Linked DNA regions of Mus musculus: region 1 is linked to region 2. A link is a loop called in an ENCODE intact Hi-C map of the cell type or tissue named here. Cell type or tissue: left cerebral cortex. All regions are shown on one strand. Links, peaks and the distances in the headings refer to the core of each region. The heading gives the core; the rest is flanking DNA. Region 1 has its middle 65 kb from the start of Mid1ip1. Region 2 has its middle 81 kb from the start of Gm39494.

The links. Hi-C counts contacts between places; a loop is a spot of excess contacts. Peaks named below come from ENCODE experiments on the same cell type or tissue, not always from the same donor. Only the 100,000 strongest peaks of a DNase experiment are listed, where the experiment ranks them.
Region 1: it touches region 2 in a loop (7-fold over the local background); 4 of 42 quality-filtered maps call a loop at or near these places.

The regions. Positions count from the first base shown.
Region 1 is chrX:10,646,477-10,657,772 of GRCm38, reverse strand. No RefSeq gene overlaps it. Among named protein-coding and RNA genes, the nearest start is that of Mid1ip1, 65 kb to the left of the region's middle. In left cerebral cortex, for the core only: a CTCF peak has its summit at 6,689 (motif pointing left); DNase peaks (open chromatin) are centred at 6,705 and 7,107.
Region 2 is chrX:11,067,781-11,079,076 of GRCm38, reverse strand. No RefSeq gene overlaps it. Among named protein-coding and RNA genes, the nearest start is that of Gm39494, 81 kb to the right of the region's middle. In left cerebral cortex, for the core only: no CTCF peak of the experiment used is centred there; no DNase peak of the experiment used is centred there.

The DNA of each region.
Region 1 (11,296 bases), core at 1,898-9,897, 420 kb after region 2:
CCACCAAAATCAATCTACAGATTCAATGTAATACCCATCAAAATTCCAACACAGTTCTTCACATATCTTGAAAAGACCATTTCCAGCTTTATATGGAAACAGACAAACAAACAAACAAATAAGAATCCCAGCTAAAACCATCCTAAATTTAGAAAAAAAATACTGGAGATATCGCCATCCCCAATTCCAAGTTTTGCAATGGAAGTATAGTAATAAAAACACCATAGTATTGGTATAAAAACAGGTAACATCAATCAACAGCAACTAATTGAACACCCAGACATAAATCCACATACCAATGGATACCTGATTTTTTTTTAATAAAGAAGCCAGAAATTCACACTGGAGAAAAGACAGCTTCTTCAACAAATGGTTCTGGTCAAAGTGGATGGCTGCATGTAGAAGAAATAGAATAGATTCATCTTTACCCTGCACAAAACTCAACTCCAAATGGATCAAAGACTTCAAAATAAAACCAGATTCAGTGAACTTAATAGAGGAGCAATTGATAAATAGCCTAAAACTAATAGGCACTGAAAATGACTTCCTGAACAGAACACTGTTCGTTAACACAGGCACTAAGAGCAACAATTAGTAAATGGGATCTCATGAAGATGAAAAGGTTCTGTAAGGCAAAGGATGCCATCATTTATACAAAGCTGCAACTTCAGGAATGGGAAAAAAATTTTGTATCAACTACATAATAGGTGCAGGACTAGTATCCAAAATATATAAAGAACTCAAAAATATTTGATATCAAGGAAACAATAACCCAATTAAAAATGGAGTACAGATCTAAACAGAGCTCTAAAGAGAGGAACCACAAATGGCTGAGTTTAAAGAAAAGTTCATCATCCCCAGTCATCAGGGAAATGCAAATCAAACTGCTTTGAGATTTCATCTTACACCTGTCAGAATGGCGAAGGTCAGTACCACATGTGGCAGCCCATCCTGGGAAGGATTTGGTGTAAGGGGAACACTCATCCATTGCTTGTGGGAGTGAACACTTGTACAGCCAATATGGAAATCAGTGTGGCATTTCCTCAGGAAGATAGGAATTGAGCTACATCAAGATCTACCTATATGACTCTTCTACATATACCCAAAGATCAATTCATCATACAACTTGCTTAACCATGCTCATCGTTGCTCTATTATTAATAGCCAGAAATCGGAAACAGCCAAGATTTCTCTCAAGAGATGAATGGATAAAGAAAATGTGGTATATTAACACGTGGGAATATTTCCCAGCCATTAAATGAAATCGTGAATTTACATTATAATAGATTGATAGAACTAGAAAAAAATCATCCCAAATGAGGTAACCTAGACTCAGAAAGACAATTATGGTATGTATTCACTTATATGTGACTATATAATAATATATATTATTACGTTAAGTCAATAATAACCAAGACACAATCTGTAGAACCACTGAAGTTAGGTATAGAGCAAGGGACTGGAGCGTGGGGACTAAAGATAGATCTCCCTAGGAATAGGAAATAGAATAGTTGTGAATTGGTGTGGTTGGGGGCAAACTGGAATAGAAGGGTAGAGTGGAGAGGCAGAGAGAAGAGGGAGTTGAGGAAGGGAATATGGAGAGAATTAAAATATAGAGCTATTTGAGGGGTAGTATGGGAATCGAATACAGTAGAAGTCTCCAAATACATGCACATATATGAGTGTGATCTAAATGAAACTGACAAATAAGCAGGGGGGTGAAGGGAGGGCACAGATTCCCAACTAGCCATCTTTTGTCACTAAATACAGCTTTCTGTACTGGGATAGTGTTACATTTAATTGCATTGTTGGCCAAAGGGGAACCCTCAAACAATTCAGGATGTTGCCAAGGCTATATAGGTTTCTCTCCGAAAACTGATGGCAAGCCCCCACTGCTGAATATAACATCTACACAACTCAGTTGAACATGGAGACATCATGCTGATGCTTACAAAGAGCCTTCAATCCTAGGTGCTAGCATCTTTCACTCAGGGTACCAAGAGGTACAGGTACTGTGCACACTACTAAAGGAGAGACATGAACAACAACTCAGCCACAGCCCCTTTCATCTGCAATGGTGTTCTACCTGCAAGACATTCGAATACAATGATGACACACTGTGGGAGTAACCAACCACTATCTAATTTGACTTAAAGCCTACTGCAGGAGATGGAACTCATATCCAACTCTGCCTGAGTGACCAAGAGCTTGAGACTAGGTATCCCAGGTACCTAGGATAAAACCAAATATTACTGGTCCAAAAAAAAAAAAATAGAGGCACAATGACTCCCAATGACATTCTGCTATACTCATAGATGGGTGACTTATTCAGCCATCATCAGGGAGCATTTCTCCTGCAACAGATGGGAACAAATACAGAAAGCCACAGGCAGACATTACACACAGGGATCTTGTAACACCCTGCTCTAAATGGGATGTCTCCATCAAATTTCTTCCCTCAGAACTCGGGGAACTCGTGGGAGAGAAGGCGGAAAGAGCTAGAGGAGATGGAGGACATCAAGAAATCAAGGCCCTTTAAATCAACATGAGTGGTGATCATATAGACTCAGGGAGATTGAGACAGCTTATACATGGCCTGCACAGATATGCACTAGGAAGGGTCCTAAAACTAAAAGTAGAAGTGGATACAAGCCCCACCCCTAAACCTAGAAGCTATGTCCAATGGATAACCACTTGCAAATTTAAATCTAGTTCCTCCAAGGGAAACAAACTACTCTTAAGGGTAGGCTAGGTGCCCAGCAGTAGATGGTCAACAGAAATTCAACTTAACAGCATCTTTGGGGGCTCCTTGTCTCATAATCTTGTTTCATGGCTAGTTCTCTCACCCTTTTAATTTTATCCTATTTTTTGTTGCTTTTATACACACACACACACACACACACACACACACACACACACACACACACACACACACACATATATATATAGAGAGAGTCTCATTTTATTCTACAGGTCTATTGTGTATATATCAGGACTTCCTTTTTAGTATTTTAATGGGATTCCTGAATGTGTTAAGTAAGTGGGTCTCAGTTTCTTGAGCCTTGTCTTGGACTCTTTTCTTTCTGTTTGTTTTGTCTAATTACTATGTGTTAGTTTTTTGTTTTATTTTATTATTATCCCATAGAAGCCTTTCTCTCTCTCTCTCTCTTTATTTTTCTAATGAGAGACAGAAAGCAGTTGATTCTGGATGGGATAGGGAGTATGGAGGAGTTAGCAGAAGTAGAAATGGAGGGGAAAGCCTAATGAGGATATATTATTTAAGGAAAAATCCCAATTTTCAATAGAAAGAAAAAAAGAAAAGAAAAGAAAGCTTTTAACAGGTGAGGAGAGAAGGCAAAATAGTCCAGACAATGGAGCTAGCAGGGCAGAGAATGGAAGCTTGATCTAGGGACTCTTGCTGACTCTACCCATGCATGCATTGTTAGTCTAAACATTCCCCAGTCTCCCAAGAGCCACCCAATCCTTCTTGCATTTATTATGTGTGCAAATGTTTTGCCTGCATTTGTGTTCATGTGCCACATGCATGCCTGGTACCTATGAAAGTCAGAAGAGGGCTTTGGATTCCCTGGAATCAGAGTTCTGAATGGTTCTGAGCCACCCCTGGGAATTGAGTCCTGTTCCTCTGCAACAGCAACACATGCTTTTACCTTATGAACCATCTATGTAGACCATTTGCATTTCTTTGTTACCACTGTGTCCCTTTATCTCAGCTTCCACTGCTTGGTTTCTTTTTCCACCTTCTAATTTCAGTACTGGCATGTTCAGTGAGTACTAACACAGCACATTCACGGACACCTTTGTACCAAATAGTCTACTCCTCGATGAGCCTTTTCTTCTGCATCCATGATCTTAGTCACTCTGTTTGTGACTCTTGGACACTTTCTGCACTCTTCCTTGTTATCCCCAGTCTTCCTACACTGTTACTATTTCCTTCTATTTCTTCAGTTACATATTCATATTTTCAATACTTTTAAAGATGAGTAATAATGGTGTCCATGTTTTTGTGAAATGCTGCTAGTCCATCTCCTTTTCCATTCTCCTCATGTTCCCAGAAAGCTCAATATATACCTGCCCTTTCCCAACTCTAATGCCCATTCCTCCTGCTAATTTCTTGTAATCTAATTCTACTTCTTCATGATCAATCTTTCCCTCATACTGCCTGGCTGGCTGCTTCAAGGGCTTACCAGGGACCATCTATGCATTTACCAGTCCTGTGTCAATTGACTGTACAAATGCTTCTACTCATCTCTGATCCATTTTTCTTCCACAGCAGTAAAGGGCTGTATTGACTCCAGTCACTAAACATCTGTTGCTACCCTCGCTTTGCTGTATGTTCATGCTAAGAAAGTGCAAATAATGTCCCCTTTTTTCTTTAAAGCATTTATCCATCAGCACCAATGTCTATGGAGATCTGATTGTGTCAGAGTAAAAGTCCATGTACCATGGACTCTTGGGAAGATGCATAGGGTGTGAGTAATTGAATGTGGGGGTTGATGGGTCTTTAGTGGTGAGTGTTGGTGTTTTGTGGAAAATGGTTGCCAGGCACTCATTGAGTTGAGTCAACTAGCCTAGTAAAGTAAGAAGGTGAGTGAGATGATCAGTCCAAGAGGCCATAGGGGGAAAAAACTAGAACTAGTGGGCAGAGGTAGACATGAAGCTAGAAGAGAAAAAAGCCCTGAAGGAAGAAACCACTTGTTTCCTTCTACCTCCTACTCTGCACCATCACAAGAAGAATGGCTTGGAAGGAGAGGTCTGTTCTGGTCCCTCTGCTGTTTAGAAGCTCTCAGTTGCTCTAAGAGTGCCTGCATGATAAAGCATAGCACAATCTGAGCATAAGGCACTGCCAGGCCTAACTGTTCATACCTCCTTGTTTATCAAGCCTGCCAGGCAGGCAGTGTCACTCTAAGCCAGTTAGTTGTTCTTGACCTTGAGCTTGGGAAATGTATGGGGGCATTGCTAATGCACAGATGGTAGGGCCCCAGCCTAGATGTTTCTCATTTCCCAGGTTTGTGGTAGAGTCAGAAAAATTTAAAGGCCTAACAAATTTCTGGGGATGTTGCTGATAGATACTGGAAGGCAACATTAGAAAGTTTTTGAATATGTGATCACCAAAACTTAATTCAAAGTCAAATGTGTAATAAGTGTGGGGTATTTCTAACAGTGCTGCTCTTGTTGGCTCATGCATCTTTACTGTAGCCTTGGTTCTAAACATACTGGAGGTGAACTTTGTCTGGTGTGTAACTGTATGTCAGGTAAAGCCAGTGACAACTATCAGAACACCTCGGCTCACACTCAAGACTATTATGTTATGAATTGCATTGTTGGTTGTGTATACACAAAAAATTCTTCTATTATGGAAACATAATGATTTGATTACAGAAAACAGATTTTTAATATTTTTCGACTGTCATTCCTCTACACATAAGTAGCAAACGAGTGTATTTTTTAAAATGCCATTGTGTTAGAATGTTTGAATGTAAAAATTGCTATTTGAGCTGATGAGTTAAAGTTTTATTAGTAGTAAATGTTTCATTGGTGTGCCTATCTTAGCAACCGTGTCCTCAATATCAGTGTCCCCCTCTCCCGACTCTGCCTCTGCTAGCAATATTTCATCTTGTCTGGGGAGAAAGTTCTAGAAAACTTCTAGACCAATTTTCCTCAGTGGCTCCACATCCTGATTCCAGTCTATCTCTTAGCAGCTATCGGGCACCTCTGATAAAGCAAGCACTAAACTAAATTTGACTTGAGAAGACAATCCAGAGAGCATATAAAAGTGTTGAACCCTTGACGTGTGTGTGTGTGTGTGTGTGTGTGTTCTGTGTTAATATGCTGATGTTCCTGCTGCCCATTCTGGGGACAACCCTGGGTGGTCTGAAGGCTCCCAGGGAAGGAGAATCTAAGAAGGTGAGAACCTGCAGCTCTAATCACAAGTCTGAAGAGGAAGAGTGAATGATTCAGAGACTGATGGTTAACAGTATTGATGCATCAGTATTCCCTCTACCTCCACCATACATTTTTTAATTGCCACAGGACAACTCTCTCTCTGTCTCTCTCTCTCTGTCTCTCTCTGTGTCTCTCTGTGTATTTCTGTCTCTCTCTGTCTCTCTCTCTGCCTCTCTCTCTCCTTCTCTCTCTCTCTCTCTCTGTCTCAGTTCTGGGCTGCGTCCAGCAAATATGAGATGCTTGTTTCTGGATGAGTGAAATGAGTGCCTGTGTGTCCAATTTGTTTTTTTGCTCCCAAGTTTATTTAAACAGAAAAGGCCGTGACAGATAACATCTGTGCCATATACATTTGTCACATTTATGTCACGTTTCTGTTAACACACCGCTTTTGGAAGCACATTTCATAGTTGTCCATCATCTCCTGTTGTCCTCCCATTTTTATCTGATCAATTAGGAAGTAGATTTTGAGCAGCCAGCCATTAGGCAGCGAGCCCTGTATTTACCCACCTGACAGAACCTGAACCTGGGCATTTCTAAACAATGATTTTAAAAACTAAGATATGAACTTTATGTGGACATCAATTTCCCTAAAATAAACTTTAAAATTAAAAACGAAAAAAGAGACCATAAAACTAGAATAATAGAGACTTTTTGTTTTTTAAACTTACACTTGGCTTTTTTTTTCAACTTACAGCAACAATAGCTAGCACCATTTTGCCATCTAGTGTTGTTGGTCAGTATTACCTTTGGCAGAAGCAATGAGCACTTTTCTTCTCTGGCTTTTTCGAGTCTATTGACCTCACAAAGTCCAGTGCTGCAGTACTTAACTTTACTTTGAATACCTTAGATACTATTTGAAAAAAAATCAATCTTCCTTCCTATTGTTCTCTTCGCACTGTCTAATAAACAGCCAAGTCGTCCTAATTCAGATTACTTCACAGTTGGTGCCCTTAGAACGGAACCCTGCCATGTGTTATTAAAGTGGTGTGTGCCTGCAGTCCACGAGCTCAAGACACTGAGGAATGGTGAGCTTGAGGCTAGCCTGAAGTACATAAACAGTGAGACAGTGCCATAAAAAAACCACAATGGCCCCTTCTTGGATGGAGCTCCATGCTACATCTCTTGCTTAGAATGTTTAAGGACCACAGCGAACACACACACACGCACGCGCACGCGCACGCGCACGCGCACGCGCGCACACGCACACGCACACGCACACGCACACGCACACGCACACACACACACAGGGGGGGTAGAGGTACCTCTCACTCCATCTGCTGGGAGATTCCTTCCAAGATGGAAGAATCTGTGGAAGAGCTAACAGAGCAACTGAGAACAATCTTTGTCTCAGGTATAACTGACAGAAGACTGAGCATGGCTTTTGAAGTAGATCCCATCAGGACTCAAGTCCCTCATCCGCACTCTGCTAGCTGGAGGTGTTTGAGCAAGTCACATGGCCTTTCTGGACTTCACTTCCCTCGTTTGTCTAACTGGGATGATAACACTAAAATAACCTACGTTGCCTGCACCAACTTCAAATTCCTGGCCTTAAGAGAGCCTCTTGAATAGTTGGGCTTGCAGTCATTTACCACTGTGCCAGTCCAGACCATTGCTCGAGTCTTTCACTCATGGCTTAATATTTGCATGATTCCAAAGCATATTTCTTAATATTCTTTTCATCTCGATTGCAATGATTGCAATATGTGTTGGTTCATAAATACCTCAGACTTAGCCTATTGGACACTCAGAGAAGATTATTTTAGCACACTTTCCTGCTATATAACAAAATCCAGTAATAATCATGAAATGAAACTAATAACTGTAGTGACCCAAAAAACCCCACAGATCATGAAAATATTTTGTTTTATTGAACATTTATGTCAGTCAAAAGCAAAAGAAAATAAAAGCAACTATTACCATGAAAGGAAAAGAAATTGGATTAATTTTTTACTTATATGGATATATTTTTAAAGAGAAATAGCCTATATAAGTTGAAATTATCCCACTGAGGGAACATTGCAGAGTTCCAGGGTTGATTCGCAAGTAGGAAGACAGATCTAAGCATCTCCAGTGCTGTTCCTTCCTTCTACAGTCATTGTACTCATTCCTATCCTGTGAGTTATCACCTTCTAGGTCCCTCTTCTGCCCACTTGGAGCCTGTTCCCATCCTCTGATAAATATGTATTTATGAGCACATGATTTTGAACCTTCAGGTGATGAATGAACGGCAGTTAACTGGCAACTGCAATGTTTTACATTATTTTAAGACAAATAATCAGTAACTTGGACCTTCATTCAGAAACACGGCTGCTCTCTAGAATCCCTCTCAAAATGTTTTTCAGTATCAAAAGGAAGGATTGTTCTGAGCTGTGCCAGCACATGGCCATGGGGGTGCCACCTGGGTGCTGTTTGGCAAAACTGTCACTTGCTTCTTGGTTCTCAGATCTGTCCCCTGTCCTTAAAATACTCCACTGTGTGTCACAAAACACTCCATTTACCTGGCCTCTGGCAGGTTAGGCCAGTGGAGGGCAGACCAAAAGAGTAGAGGGAAAATGGAGGGAAGAGGCCTGGCTGTCTCTCTACCCTCTCACTGCCTCAGGCAGCTACTCCGCAGAGACAGATTTCCTGAAAAGTTAATGAAGCTGAGGCTCCAGGGCCTCTCACTTGCTCAGGCCTCTGCCAATGTCCTGTGTGCATACTTTTGAACAGCTTTATTGAAATATAATTTACGTGCCATAAAATTCACCCATTGTGAGTATATGGTTCAATGGTTTTTACTAAATTTATCGAGTTGTACAACCATCACCACCATCCAGTTTTAAAATACTTCCATCGCCACCACCCCCCACCAAGTTCCCCCGTGTCTGTTTTCAGTCAATCCTGGCTCCCAAGGCAAAGCTCTAGTAACCACTAATTTGCTTTCTGTCTCTATGGATTTGCTTATCGCAAACACTCACATCAATGGCACCGTAGTATGTGGTCTTTTGTAACCAGTTTCCTTCACTGTGCCAAGTAGTTTTTGAGGTTCATCCATGTGGTAGTGGACAGCAGTATAAAATTGCCAAATACGGTTTCATTGGTTGGATATTTGTTTTATTAATGTGGTCATCAGATGAAAGATATATGTCTGACTTTGCACGTAGAAATTTGTGTCTTTTCTAAAGAACAGCCTGGAGCTCCCCCCACCTCTGTGTCTCTAGCCTTGTGGCACGTAGCCTCAGAGAGAAGCTCTGATGATTCCTGCTTCTAAGTATCAGTCCACTGTCCCTCAACATGGGGTGGACTTAGAGACTTCACCCTACCAAAGAGATTGTGCCTCAAAATTTGGGATGTTCAGAGGGGCATGGTGGCTCATGCCTTTGATCCCAGCGCTCTGGAGGCAGAGGCAAATAGATCTCTGTGAGTTCGAGGCCAGCCTGGTTTACAAAGTGTGTTCCAGGATAGTCTGGGCTACACAGAGAAACCCTGTCTCAAAACAATACCAAAACAAACAAATAAACAAAGCCACTGCTGAGCTTGCAGATAGCACAGCCACAGTTCTGAGAGGCGATGAGGAAATGACTGAGCGGCGTTCTCGTCATCCTTTATGGCACGAGCATTATGGAGCAGAGATAGATATGTGAACAACAATGTGTACTCTCCAATGGCAACCGCTATCCTTGGCATTCCCCTTTGACGCAGTCAAAATAGGTAGTGTAGGTGTATGAAGAGGGAAGGCTAGGATCCTGATCATATGAGGTCCACCCTCCCTTCTGTGGGGCTCAAGTAGCGTCACTGAGGGATCCATGCTACATATACTCTGGCTTGCCTGCTGTGGGAATAGATGTAAGGCCCCATTAGGTTACACCACCAGTTTGTGCAGACTGCAGTTAAGTCAGTAGACGTAGACTGGTACACTAGGAAGTCCAGGGACTCCTTGTCCCCTGTGGTTGATAAAGAACCTGTTCTTCTCTAGACTAGTCTAGGAAAGCAGAAAAAGAAGCCCTTGGCACTGGCTGCTTGTCTTTCCATCCCTGTCTTGGTGTGGAGGAGGGGCTGGTGACTAGGGAAATTCTTTTCATTGGAAATTGTTTTTGCTTTCAGCCCTCAGCACTATTATTGTTTCTGCTGGGTGGAGGCCCAAGGGTAAACAGACCATCGAGAAAGCTCCATGGTATCACTTGGTCCCTTTTGGGCTGAGTGGTCCATGCCAGCAGCAATCATTCTTTGCTTACACCCTGTGGTCCATTGCTCCCCGCAGCTTCTCCTTTCCTCCTGTGTGATTTCATGGATCAGCACCTTCGGCCCCATCCCCCAGTACTGACAGAGGCCTTGGCAGCTTCCTTGGACACAAGTGGGCTCGGTAGCTCTCCCTGAGTTGCAGAGGTGATGGATTGCCTTGGAGTTATCATGCCTTTCTCATCGCTGCAGACACCCAGCTGACAGAGGGACAGACAGAATGTTGGCAATAGGTGAGCCTGATGTCAGAAACCCTGTATGCAGTTTGTTTCTGAGAGCACAGACTGAATAGTGAAGAAGGGCATACAAAGAAGGAAATTGGGAATCAAATGGCTGGGAGGATTACAAGATTGATTTCACTCTTGCTGCAACTGTCAGCTGCTTGGGGAATCTGAGCCCAGGCTTCAGCTAGAGCTGAGGAGAAGTTAAAGACAATGGCTAATAAGAAAAATGCTCCATCCCCCCCCCCCCACGTGCCTTCTAAGGACCACTGCAGTTTGCTCTTGCTGGAATAGATTTCACGGAGCCACTCAGTATTGAGTCTCATCATTTACATCTTCATTAAATATTAATCTGCTCTCCTGTAATTGTTCATTGCTTTTAAACCTACACTGGATTGTGTGGAACTGTGCTGAGTCTTCATCTCTGCTTTGGGTCCCCTGATCTCATTGGGATGTCACCATCAAACTCAGTCCAATGCAGGGGACAAGCACAAAAGTACACGAGTCACTCAATGCCCACTAGTGTGTCTGATGGTTATTACTGGTATGATCACAGGACATTATGTATTTTTTCAAGGGCTTTGCCAGTGAATTACCTATCACTTAGACCTTTACTCTGTTACCATGCCTATGAATTACAGTACAGCAAAGTTCATGTGGAAAAAAAATCATTTAAGAAATCTTTGGGTGCTGGAGAGAATGGTTAGCAGTTTAGAACACTTTTTCTTGCAGAAAACCCAAGTTCAGTTCCCAGCACCCATGTGATGACTTACAGCAGTCTGTAACTCTAGTTACAGAGAATCCAATGCCTTCTTCTGATGTCATTGGACTTCTGCATGTATATAGTGTACATACATACACTTGGGCATACACCAAATAAATAAGTAAATATC
Region 2 (11,296 bases), core at 1,944-9,943:
CATTGTGAGCAGCAGCAGCCCTGCATGCTACCTTTTTCTTGCAATGAGAGATAAGAAATTATCTGGGAATGATGCTTTTGGCAATAAAGAACACAAAGAGATGGTTCTTGGACCTGAACAGGAAGAACTGGTGCCAGGACACTATGAAGAATCTTCAAAAGTATTGATTGGATAGTAAATAAATATGCAAATGTCTCCTCAAGGCTCATCATTCTGAATTCTTTGTCAATAAATTACTCTACCTCATAGAAGCCTATGAATTTTGTAGCAACGTAAGTTGCTTATATAGCTGGCTCCTCCAAAAGTACTTGCGCAGGTTTTCCATACAACATAGAGGTGATGCTAATCAAAACTTCAGGTCTTGTTGAGTTATAGCATTTAAATCTGGACTCCAGCCTTGAGAATTCAGGGTTTTTTTTTTTCATGATCTGTCTCAGTGTATATAAGGTAACTCCTCGTTTTTAGTCTATCAACTTCTGTTTTGTCATTTGCTTTTGAGCAGTAAAACACTTCAGGCTAATTGTGAAGCCTAGTTAACATGTCCCCTGCTTCCTAGTTCAAAGCTCCTATTCAATATCAGCGAATGACTTGTTACAATAAGGACAAGTGTTACCTTTGCTAACAAAGAGTACTAACTAACCTAGAGATCTTTGGAAGAGCCAATGTTTTCTGATTTTTCATAGATCTTTTTGGGAGCAATTTTGTTCCCCGTGTTTTCTTCTGTTCCTTTTGCTTTGTTGAGTTCTGACTTCCGTCTGGGATATAGAGTGGGTTCTTTTTGTTTCCCACCTCTTTAGGGCTCTGAATTTTCTCGGTCATTTGAGATTGCCCAACATGTTAGGAAGAGTCGGTTTCAGCAAAGGTAAATGAATACTACTGTTTTCGTTTCCAGATGCTTGGCGGGGGTGTGAGGAGAACTGCAAGCAGATCCCACCACCCAACACCGTCATTCTTCCCTCTTTCTGTGCAGGTGAGCAGATTGCCTGTATATTCTGAAGGTGCAAGTGGTGACAATCTAACGGTGGTGTGGCTGCCTCAGAATGAGTGGTTATCTTAAGAGGAAAAGGGATACTGTTCTTAGCCTCCCCAGGAAGTCACAACAAAATACTGTAGGCTGGATGGCTTTAACAGCTCAGATCTGAGATCAAGATGCTGTAAGTCAGGTTCTGGTGACAGGTCTCTTCCTTGTTTCCTTGCTAGCATTCCTTGGTGTAGGTGTGTGAACTCTGTTTCCCCCTTCTTATAAAGGCAGTAGTTTTATCAGATTGGACTGTCATGCTTGTGAGCTACTTAATATTAATGGTTCTCTACAAGGCCTATTTCTAGACATAACCACACTAGCAATTAAAGCTTTCACATGTAAGGTTGCAACAGCACACACTACGATCCGTGGCAACACTTACTAGATATATTCTGGAAGGCTTGAGAGCTGAATATTCAAGATGATCTGAAGTTGGGCCCATTTGGAATCATGACAGCTCCGGGAATAAACATCATACATAAGGCATATTTTGCTAGCACTGGCTGTGTGAACATTAAGCTGTGCTTCTTTTTACAGCTGTTTAAGGCCAGGGTTCAAATTTTCAGGAGGAGAGTGTAATTGGCCAGGCTTGGGCCATGCACTCTAATCGTAGCCTCTAAGCCAACCGACAATGTATTTTTTTGTTTGAGGCAATGCTGGGTTTTGACTGGCTGAGGTGGCTTGTGTGCATGCACATATATGGAGAAGGGTAGCCTTTTTAAAATCACACAGAATAGTTTTGTCTCTTCCAAGAGAGGTCTCTTTAGGTGGAGAAGAAAATACGTTTGATGAGCAGGTAAAAATCTATGTACATCTGCCAAGAGAGTGCCAGGATTTTATAGAAAAATGTTGAAGTATAGCATATTTGAAGGGAAATATTGTCAGGCTCAAGGAGTGGGAAGGTTGCTATGTAATGTCTGTCACCTTTACCTTTTCTTTTCAATGTGACAGTGGCACGAAGAATCAACCTTAGGTCTTCTGAATCTTCACAGGTTCACAGAGTTTATTTCCTAGGTAGATTAATTTCCAAAAGAAAAGAAAGAAAAAGGAGGAGAAGGGGAAGGAGACAGAGGGTGAGAAGAAGGAGAAGAGGAGGAGAGGGGGCCGGAAGAGTGCTTCCTAAGTCAGAATAAAGAAAATGTGCAGAGAAATCATGGTCAGCACCCTGCTCAGGTCCCATACAGCTCACTGAGCATGTGAGACAACACATTTCTCAGTTGTTTAAGCCATTTGACACAGGATCTCTTGTAACTTGTAGCTAAAACTATGTTAAAGCCAGGTACTATGCAAAGTAACTACTTTATCTACATTATCTCCCTTTATTTCCAGACAGCTGTAGAGGAAATAGTGTTAGTATTCCCCATTTTTGAGGAGCAAAAGAAAATGAAACAGCCTGGGGTGAAGAAAAGTGTGAGCAACTGGCTTAAGGCCACTTAGTCACTAGCCACAGTCATTGCTTAAGGCCACTGAGTAGTCACTAGCCACAGTCATTGCTTTTCCAAGCCTCTATGCAGCCGAGTATAAGTAAAGCCAAGTGTTTTCATGTTTCCTCAGGTTCCTGAGAAACTCAAACAGGAGCCTTGAAATCCAAGGTTTCCAATGACAACAACTCAGCCCTCGGTGGTCCTTGGGCCTAACTACTGGTTGACTTTCAGTTGCCACAAGTAGAAATTTCTTATCCTGCAGCTCAAGATAAGCAAATGACTGATGATCTATAGGTAAATACATCACCAGAAAAATTTCCCAAACTTTAAAAAGTGATTGATAATTTTTTAAATGAATCATTTCATTCATTTACATTTCAAATGATATCCCCCTCTCGGTTACCCCTCCACAAACCCCTCCATCCCATCCCCCCTCTATCCCCTTCCGTTTGCCTCTCTGAGGGTGCATATAAAGTAGTTACTTAGCACCCACTCCCTCCTCACCCCTTTAGCATCCCCTTATGCTGAGGCATCAAGCCTCCCTCCCATTGATGTCAGATAAGGCCATCCTCTGCTACATAAGCAGCTGGAGTCATGGATCCCCCCCCCATGTATATTCTTTGGTTTGTGGTTTAGTCTCTGGGAGCTCTGGGTGGTCCAGTTATTTGATATTGTTCTTCTGATGGGATTTTTCCCCTTCAGCTCCTTAAGTTTCAATTTTCTTAAGAACAGGCCTCGTTTTTGGAGAGGATTTGAAGTTCAAAGTCTCAAGGTGTCAAGTTGTCAACAAGCTACTGGTTAGGTTATGAGAAAAGCAAAAAAAGATTGTAGGTGGTCTCTCTTTGTCCTCTTGCCTATGATTTTACTCTATAAAGAAAAGGTGTGGACCATCAACATGCCACACTTGCCACCAAGCCTGATGACCTGAGTTTAATCCCTGGAATCTACATGATAAGAGAGGAGTTACTCCTTCAAGGTGTCCTCTGATGTATACAAACACTGAGGTAAATAAAATGTAAAAGAAAGAAAGAGAGAGAGAGAGAGACAGAGACAGAGAGAGAGAGAGAGAGAGACAGAGACAGAGAGAGAGAGAGAGAGAGAGAGAGAGAGAGAGAGAGAGAGAGAGAGAGGCATAGAGAGAAGCATAGAGAAACAGAGACTGGGCAACTGAATGCACTTGTAATTACAGCAGCCAGCAGACTGAAGTATAAGGACTGAGGGTTCTTGGGTCACATTAAGAAGATCCTTTTAAAAGGTTTTCATTTGGATCTCTTGATTTCGAGGCCAGCCTGGTCTATATAGTGAGTTTCAGGACAAGCCAGAGTTATGTTGAGAGACCTTGCCTCAAACAAACAAACAAACAAATGGAAGTTTTTTCATAGATCAGTTTTCAAGCCTTAAAAAAAAATGGGATTCATATGATTACCCCTCTGCTGCATTACTGAGTTGAATGAAAACTACTTCATTAGGGGTATGAAATAGTGAGCTGTTGCTACAAATTCAACATACTCAAGAACCATTATGTTTCATAATGGTAGCAGCTGACCTAGATTTAGTTGTTTCAGGCATCTCAGCTTCATGCCATAGGTCTAGCTGCATCACAGTACAAGGCAATAGTAAGGTATATTCCATGCATGTTCATTTTGGACTAAGTAGCAGCTATGGGCATATGGTGGGGGGAAGTTTTTCCTTCTGCAATGGAAGAAGGAGGAGAGGGCCAAGTCAATAGCATGTCTATTTCAAGCCCTTGCTTGCCTCACTTCTGCCAATAACCTGTTGGCCTAGCAGCTCACATGGCCAAATTCAAATCTGCAGAGAAAGGGACTGCCAAGATATATGGCAAAAAATATGGATTAAGACAAAAAGAGGGACTAGAGAGCTGGCTTAGCAGTTAAGAGTACTAGCTGCTGTTACATAGGACTGGATATCAGACCCCAGCACCCATGTTCACTCCAGCTAGAAGAGATTTAACATCATCTTACAGCCTCCACAGGCACACCTGACATACACATATATGGCATGCATACATATATGTGTGTGTGTGTGTGTGTGTGTGTGTGTGTGTGTGTGTGTGTGTGTGTATGTGTGTGTGTGTGTTCTGATGCTTATGTAGGCTTTTCCTAGCATTTCCTCTTTTCTCCAGTTAACCCTTCCACAACCCTCCTTTGGCCTTAAACAGCAGACAAAACCTATGATGTGTTCCAAGGCTCTTCTCCTTGAAGGCATCCCTACCACACAACTTTCCGTGTACCTTCTCTGCAGATTGAAATTATTCTCTTTTGTACAATAGATAGAAAACACAATACTTAGGCCTACTGAAGGAAAGTCATTATTTCACCTATCTATAGACTTCCTGTCCTCATTCACCAGGCTTGCAATGATGATGGTTGTGTATGCTTCCCATTACAGAGGTGAAATTCTTGGTAAATCTTCAATAAGTATGTCTTTTATTTACTTTATTTTTCAAAACAGGTTTTCTCTGTTCAGCTCTGGCTATTCTGGAACTCGCTCTAAAGTAGACCGGGCTAGCCTTGAACTCAGAGATCTGCCTGCCTCTACCTCCCAAGTGCTGGGAATAAAAGTATGAGCCACTGCTTGATCAATAGTAATTTCTTATAGTTTCTTAACATGTTTGCCATCTTATACTTGTGATATACATGTGATCCATATCAGACCAGCATCCTGGTACCTCAATACATGCCAAATATGAGAGTTCTAATTCATTCAATACTGGTTTTGAAACCAAGTGTTTATAAAGAAGAGGCTACTAGGCAACTCAGAACTTTTGCTCTGAAAGTAGAACTTTTGATTTGAAGACAAGAAAATCCAGGCTGAGCGAACTGTATTCTTTGAGCATGTAGTATTCTAATGACTGGCAAACAGTGATTCTAATTGGAATGTCCAACCCAGTCAGATGGTGCCCCATTCAGACTGGCTGCTCCAACTGGACTATAGAAAGAACTTGAAGGGATACCACCAAGACTGGTCTGCTCAGGTAAGAGTGTGGACTGCAGAGGCTAACAGCTTCTGGGTTAGGCGGAAGCCACAGAGCTTCTAGGGCATGCCAAATTTCAAACTCCAGACATCTGGGCACCTTTCCTGCCAGAGGAGAGGTGCCCACCCCGCCTGGGAGGGCTTCACCACAGCATTTGGGGGAGCCATCTTGGGTTCCCAGATTCCGCCAAGACTGGTCTGCTCAGGTAAGAGTGTGGACTGTAGACACTAACAGCTTCTGGGTCAGGCAGAAGCCACAGAGCTTCTAGGGCATACCAAATTTCAAGCTCCAGACATCGGGGCCCCTTCCCTGTCAGAGGAGAGGTGCTCACCCCGCCTGGGAGGGCTTCAACACAACATCTGGGGGAGCCATCTTGGGTTCCCGGATCCCTCCAAGACTACTCTGCACAAGTGAGAGTGTGGACTACAGAAGCTACACAGATTCTGGAACAAGCCCTGTTTCGGGCCTTTATCTTCTGCCAGGAGGCAGGTCCGAACATCAGATATCTGTCCACCTTCCCTAAAAGAGGAGAGCTTGCCTGCAGAGAGTGCTCTAACCACTGAAACTCAGGAGAAATCTAGTCTTTTAGGTCTGCTGATAGAGGCTAACAGAATCATGTGAGGAAAAATCTCTAACCAGAGACAACTATAACAACTAACTCCAGAGATTACCAGATGGCGAAAGGCAAATGTAAAAATCTTACTAACAGAAACCAAGACCACTTACCATCATCAAAACCTAGCACTCTCCCACCTCAGCTAGACCTGGATACCCCAACACACCTGAAAGGCTAGATCCAGATTTAAAAGCATAACTCATGATGATGGTAGAGGACATCAAGAAGGACTTTAATAACTCCCTTAAAGAAATACAAGAGAACACTGCTAAAGAGTTACAGGTCCTTAAAGAAAAACAGGAAAACACAATCAAACAGGTGATGGAAATGAACAAAACCATACTAGACCTAAAAAGGGAAGTAGACACAATAAAGAAAACCCAAAGTGAGGCAAAGCTGGAGATAGAAATACCAGGAGAAAAAAATCTGGAACCATAGATGCGAACATTAGTAACAGAATGCAAGAGATGGAAGAGAGAATCTTAGGTGCAGAAGATTCCATTGAGAACATGGGCACAACAATCAAAGAAAATGCGAAATGCAAAAAGATCCTAACTCAAAACATCCAGGAAATGCAGGACAGAATGAGAAGACCAAACCTACCTATGATGATGATAGAAGTAGATGAGAATGAAGATTTTCAACTTAAAGGGCCAGCAAATATGTTCAACAAAATTATAGAAGAAAACTTCCCAAACCTAAAGAAAGACATGACCATGAACATACAAGAAGCCTACAGAACTGCAAATAGACTGGACCAGAAAAGAAATTCCTCCTGACACATAATAATCAGAACAACAGATGCACTAAATAAAGATAGAATATTAAAAGCAGTAAGAGAAAAAGGTCAAGTAACATATAAAGGCAAGCCTATCAGAATTACACCAGAGACTATGAAAGCTAAAAGATCCTGGACAGATGGTATACAGACACTAAGAGAACACAAATGCCAGCCCAGGCTACTATACCCAGCCAAACTTTCAATTACCATAGATGGAGAAACCAAAGTATTCCATGACAAAACCAAATTCACACATTATCTTTCCATGAATCCAGCCCTTCAAAGGATAATAACAGAAAAAAAAATACAAGGATGAAAACCACGTAATAGAAAAAGCAAGAAAGTAATCCTTCAACAAACCTAAAAGAAGACAGCCACAAGAACAAAATGCCAACTCTAACAACAAAAATAATAGGAAGCAACAATTACTTTTCCTTAATATCTCTTAATATCAATATACTCAATTCCCCAATAAAAAGACATAGACTAACAGACTGGCTACACAAACAGAACCCAACATTTTGCTGCTTACAGGAAACCCATCTCAGGGAAAAAGACAGAAACTACCTCAGAGTGAAAGGCTGGAAAACAATTTTCCAAGCAAATGGTCTGAAGAAACAAGCTAGAGTAGCCATTCTAATATCGAATAAAATCGACTTCCAACCCAAAGTTATCAAAAAAGACAAGGAGGGGCACTTCATGCTCATCAAAGGTAAAATCTTCCAAGATGAACTCTCAATTTTGAATATCTATGCTCCAAATGCAAGGGCAGCCACATTGATTAAGGAGACTTAAGTAAAGCTCAAAGCACACAATGCACCTCACACAATAATAGTGGGAGACTTCAATACACCACTCTCATCAATGGACAGATCATGGAAACAGAAAATTAACAGGGACACAGTGAAACCAACAGAAGTTATGAAACAAATGGACTTAACAGATATCTACAGAACATTTTATCCTAGAACCAGAAGATATATCTTCTTCTCAGCACCTCATGGTACCTTCTCCAAAATTGACCATATAATTGGTCTCAAAACAGGCCTCAAAGATACAAAAATATTGAAATTGTCCCATGCATCCTATCAGATCCCCATGGACTAAGGCTGATCTTCAATAACAACATAAATAATAGAAAGCCAACATTCACGGGGAAACTGAACAACGCTCTTCTCAATGATACATTTGACAAGGAAGGAATAAAGAAAGAAATAAAAGACTTTTTAGAGTTTAATGAAAATGAAGCCACAACGTACCCAAACTTATAGGACACAATGAAAATATTCCTAAGAGGAAAGCTCATAGCTCTGAGTGCCTCCAAAAGGAAATTAGAGAGAGCACACACTAGCAGCTTGACAACACACGTAAAAGCTCTAGAACAAAAGGAAGCAAATTCACCCAAGAGGAGTAGACTGCAGGAAATAATCAAACTCAGGGGCGAAATCAACCAAGTGGAAACAAGAAGAACTACTCAAAGAATCAACCAAACTAGGAGCTGGTTCTTTGAGAAAATCAACAAGATAGATAAACACTTAGCCAGACTCACCTGAGGGCACAGGGACCACATCCTAATTAACATCAGAAATGAAAAAGGAGACATAACAACAGATCCTGGAGAAATTCAGAACACCATCAGATCCTTCTACAAAAGGCTATACTCAACAAAACTGGAGAACCTCGATGAAATGGACACATTTCTAGACAGATACTAGGTACCAAAGTTAAATCAGGATCAGGTTAATGATATAAACAGTCCTATATCCCCTAAAGAAATAGACGCAGTCATTAATAGTCTCCCAACCAAGAAAAGCCCAGGACCAGATGGGTTTACTGCAAAGTTCGATCAGACTTTCAAAGAAGATCTAATTCCAGTTCTTCACAAAATATTCCACAAAATAAGAAGAAGAAGGTACCCTACCCAATTCATTATATGAAGCCACAATTACTCTGATACCTAAACCAGAGGAAGACCCAACAAAGATAGAGAACTTAAGACTAATTTCCCTTATGAATATCTATGCAAAAATACTCAATAAAATTCTCGCTAACCAAATCCAAGAACATATCAAAACAATCATCCATCCTGACTAAGTAGGTTTCATTTCAGGGATTCAGGGATGGTTTGATATATGGAAATCCATCAACGTAATCCATTATATAAACAAACTCAAAGACAAAAAACCACATGATCATCTCCTTAGATGCTGAGAAAGCATTTGACAAAATCCAACACTCATTCATGATAAAAAGTCTTGGAAAGATCAGGAATTCAAGGCCCATACCTAAACATGATAAAAGCAATCTACAGCAAAGCAGTAGCCAACATCAAAGTAAATGGTGAGAAACTGGAAGCAATTCCACTAAAATCAGGGACTAGACAACGCTGCCCACTTTCTCCCTACCTATTAAACATTGTACTTAAAGTCCTAGCCAGAGTAATTAAACAACAAAAGGAGATCAAGTGAATACAAATTGGAAAGGAAGAAGTCAAAATATCACTTTTTGCAGATGATATGATAGTATATATAAGTGACCCTAAAAATTCCACCAGAGAACTCCTAAACCTGATAAACAACTTCAATGAAGTAGCTGGATATAAAATTACTCAAACAAGTCAATGGCCTTTCTCTACACAAAGGTTAAACAGGCTGAGAGAGAAATTAGGGCAACAACATCCTTCTCAATAGTCACAAATAATATAAAATACCTTTGCCTGACTCTGACTAAGGAAGTGAAAGATCTGTATGATAAAAACTTCATGTCTCTGAAGAAAGAAATTAAAGAAGATCTCAGAAGATGGAAAGATCTCCCATGCTTATGGATTGGCAGGATCAATATAGTAAAAATGGCTATCTTGCCAAAAGCAATCTACAGATTCAATGCAATCCCCATCAAAATTCCAACTCAATTCTTCAAGGAATTAGAAAGGGCCATCTGAAAAATTCATCTGGAATAACAAAAAATCTAGGATAGCAAAAACTCTCCACAAGGATATAAGCACCTCTGGTGGAATCACCATGCCTGACCTAAAGCTTTATTACAGAGCAATTGTGATAAAAACTGCATGGTACTGGAATAGCGACAGACAAGTAGACCAATGGAATAGAATTGATGACCCAGAAATGAACCCACACACCTATGGTCACTTGATCTTTGACAAGGGAGCTAAAACCATCCAGTGGAAAAAAGACAGCATTTTCAACAAATGGTGCTGGCACAACTGGTGTTTATCATGTAGAAGAATGGGAATTGATCCATTCCTATCTCCTTGTACTAAGGTCAAATCTAAGTGGATCAAGGAACTCCACATAAAACCAGAGACACTGAAACTTATAGAGGAGAAAGTGGGGCACAGGGGAAAAATTCCTGAATAGAACAGCAATGGCTTGTTCTGTAAGATCGAGAATTGACAAATGGGACCTCATAAAATTGCAAAGCTTCTGTAAGTCAAAAGATACCATCCTTAAGACAAAAAGGCCACCAACAGAATTGGAAAGAATCTTTACCTATCCTAAATCAGATAGGGGACTAATATCCAATATATATAAAGAAGTCAAGAAGGTGGACTCCAGAAAATCAAATAACCCCATTAAAACTGGGGCTCAAAGCTAAACAAAGAATTCTCAGCTGAGGAATACTGAATGTCTGAGAAGCACCTGAAAAAAAATATTCAGCATCCTTAATCATCAGGGAAATGCAAATCAAAACAACCCTGAGATTCCACCTCACACCAGTCAGAATGGCTAAGATTAAAAATTCAGGTGACAACAGATGCTGGCGAAGTTGTAGAGAAAGAGGAACACTCCTCCATGGCTGGTGGAATTGCAAGCTTGTACAACCACTCTGGAAATCAGTCTGGCGGTTCCTCAGAAAATTGGACATAGTACTACCGGAGGATCCAGCAATACCTCTCCTGGGCATATATCCAGATGGTGTCCCAACCGGTAAGAAGGACACATGTTCCACTATGTTCATAGCAGCCTTATTTATAATAGCCAGAAGCTGGAAAGAACCCAGATGCCCCTCAACAGAGGAATGGATACAGAAAATGTGGTACACGTACACAATGGAGTACTACTCAGCTATTAAAAAGAATGAATTTATGAAATTCCTAACCAAATGGATGGACCTGGAGGGCATCATCCTGAGTGAGGTAACCCAATAAGAAATGAACTCACACAATATGTACTCACTGATAAGTGGATATTAGCCCAGAAACTTAGAATTCCCAAGATACAAGATACAATTTGCAAAACACATGAAACTCAAGAAGAATGAAGACCAAAGTGTGGGCACTTCTCCTTCTTAGAATTGGGAACAAAACACACATGGAAGGAGTTACTGAGACAAAGATTAGAGCTGAAACTAAAGGATGGACCATCTAGAGACTGCCATACCCATGTATCCTTTCCATAATCAGCCCCCAAATGCTGACACCATTGCACACACTAGCAAG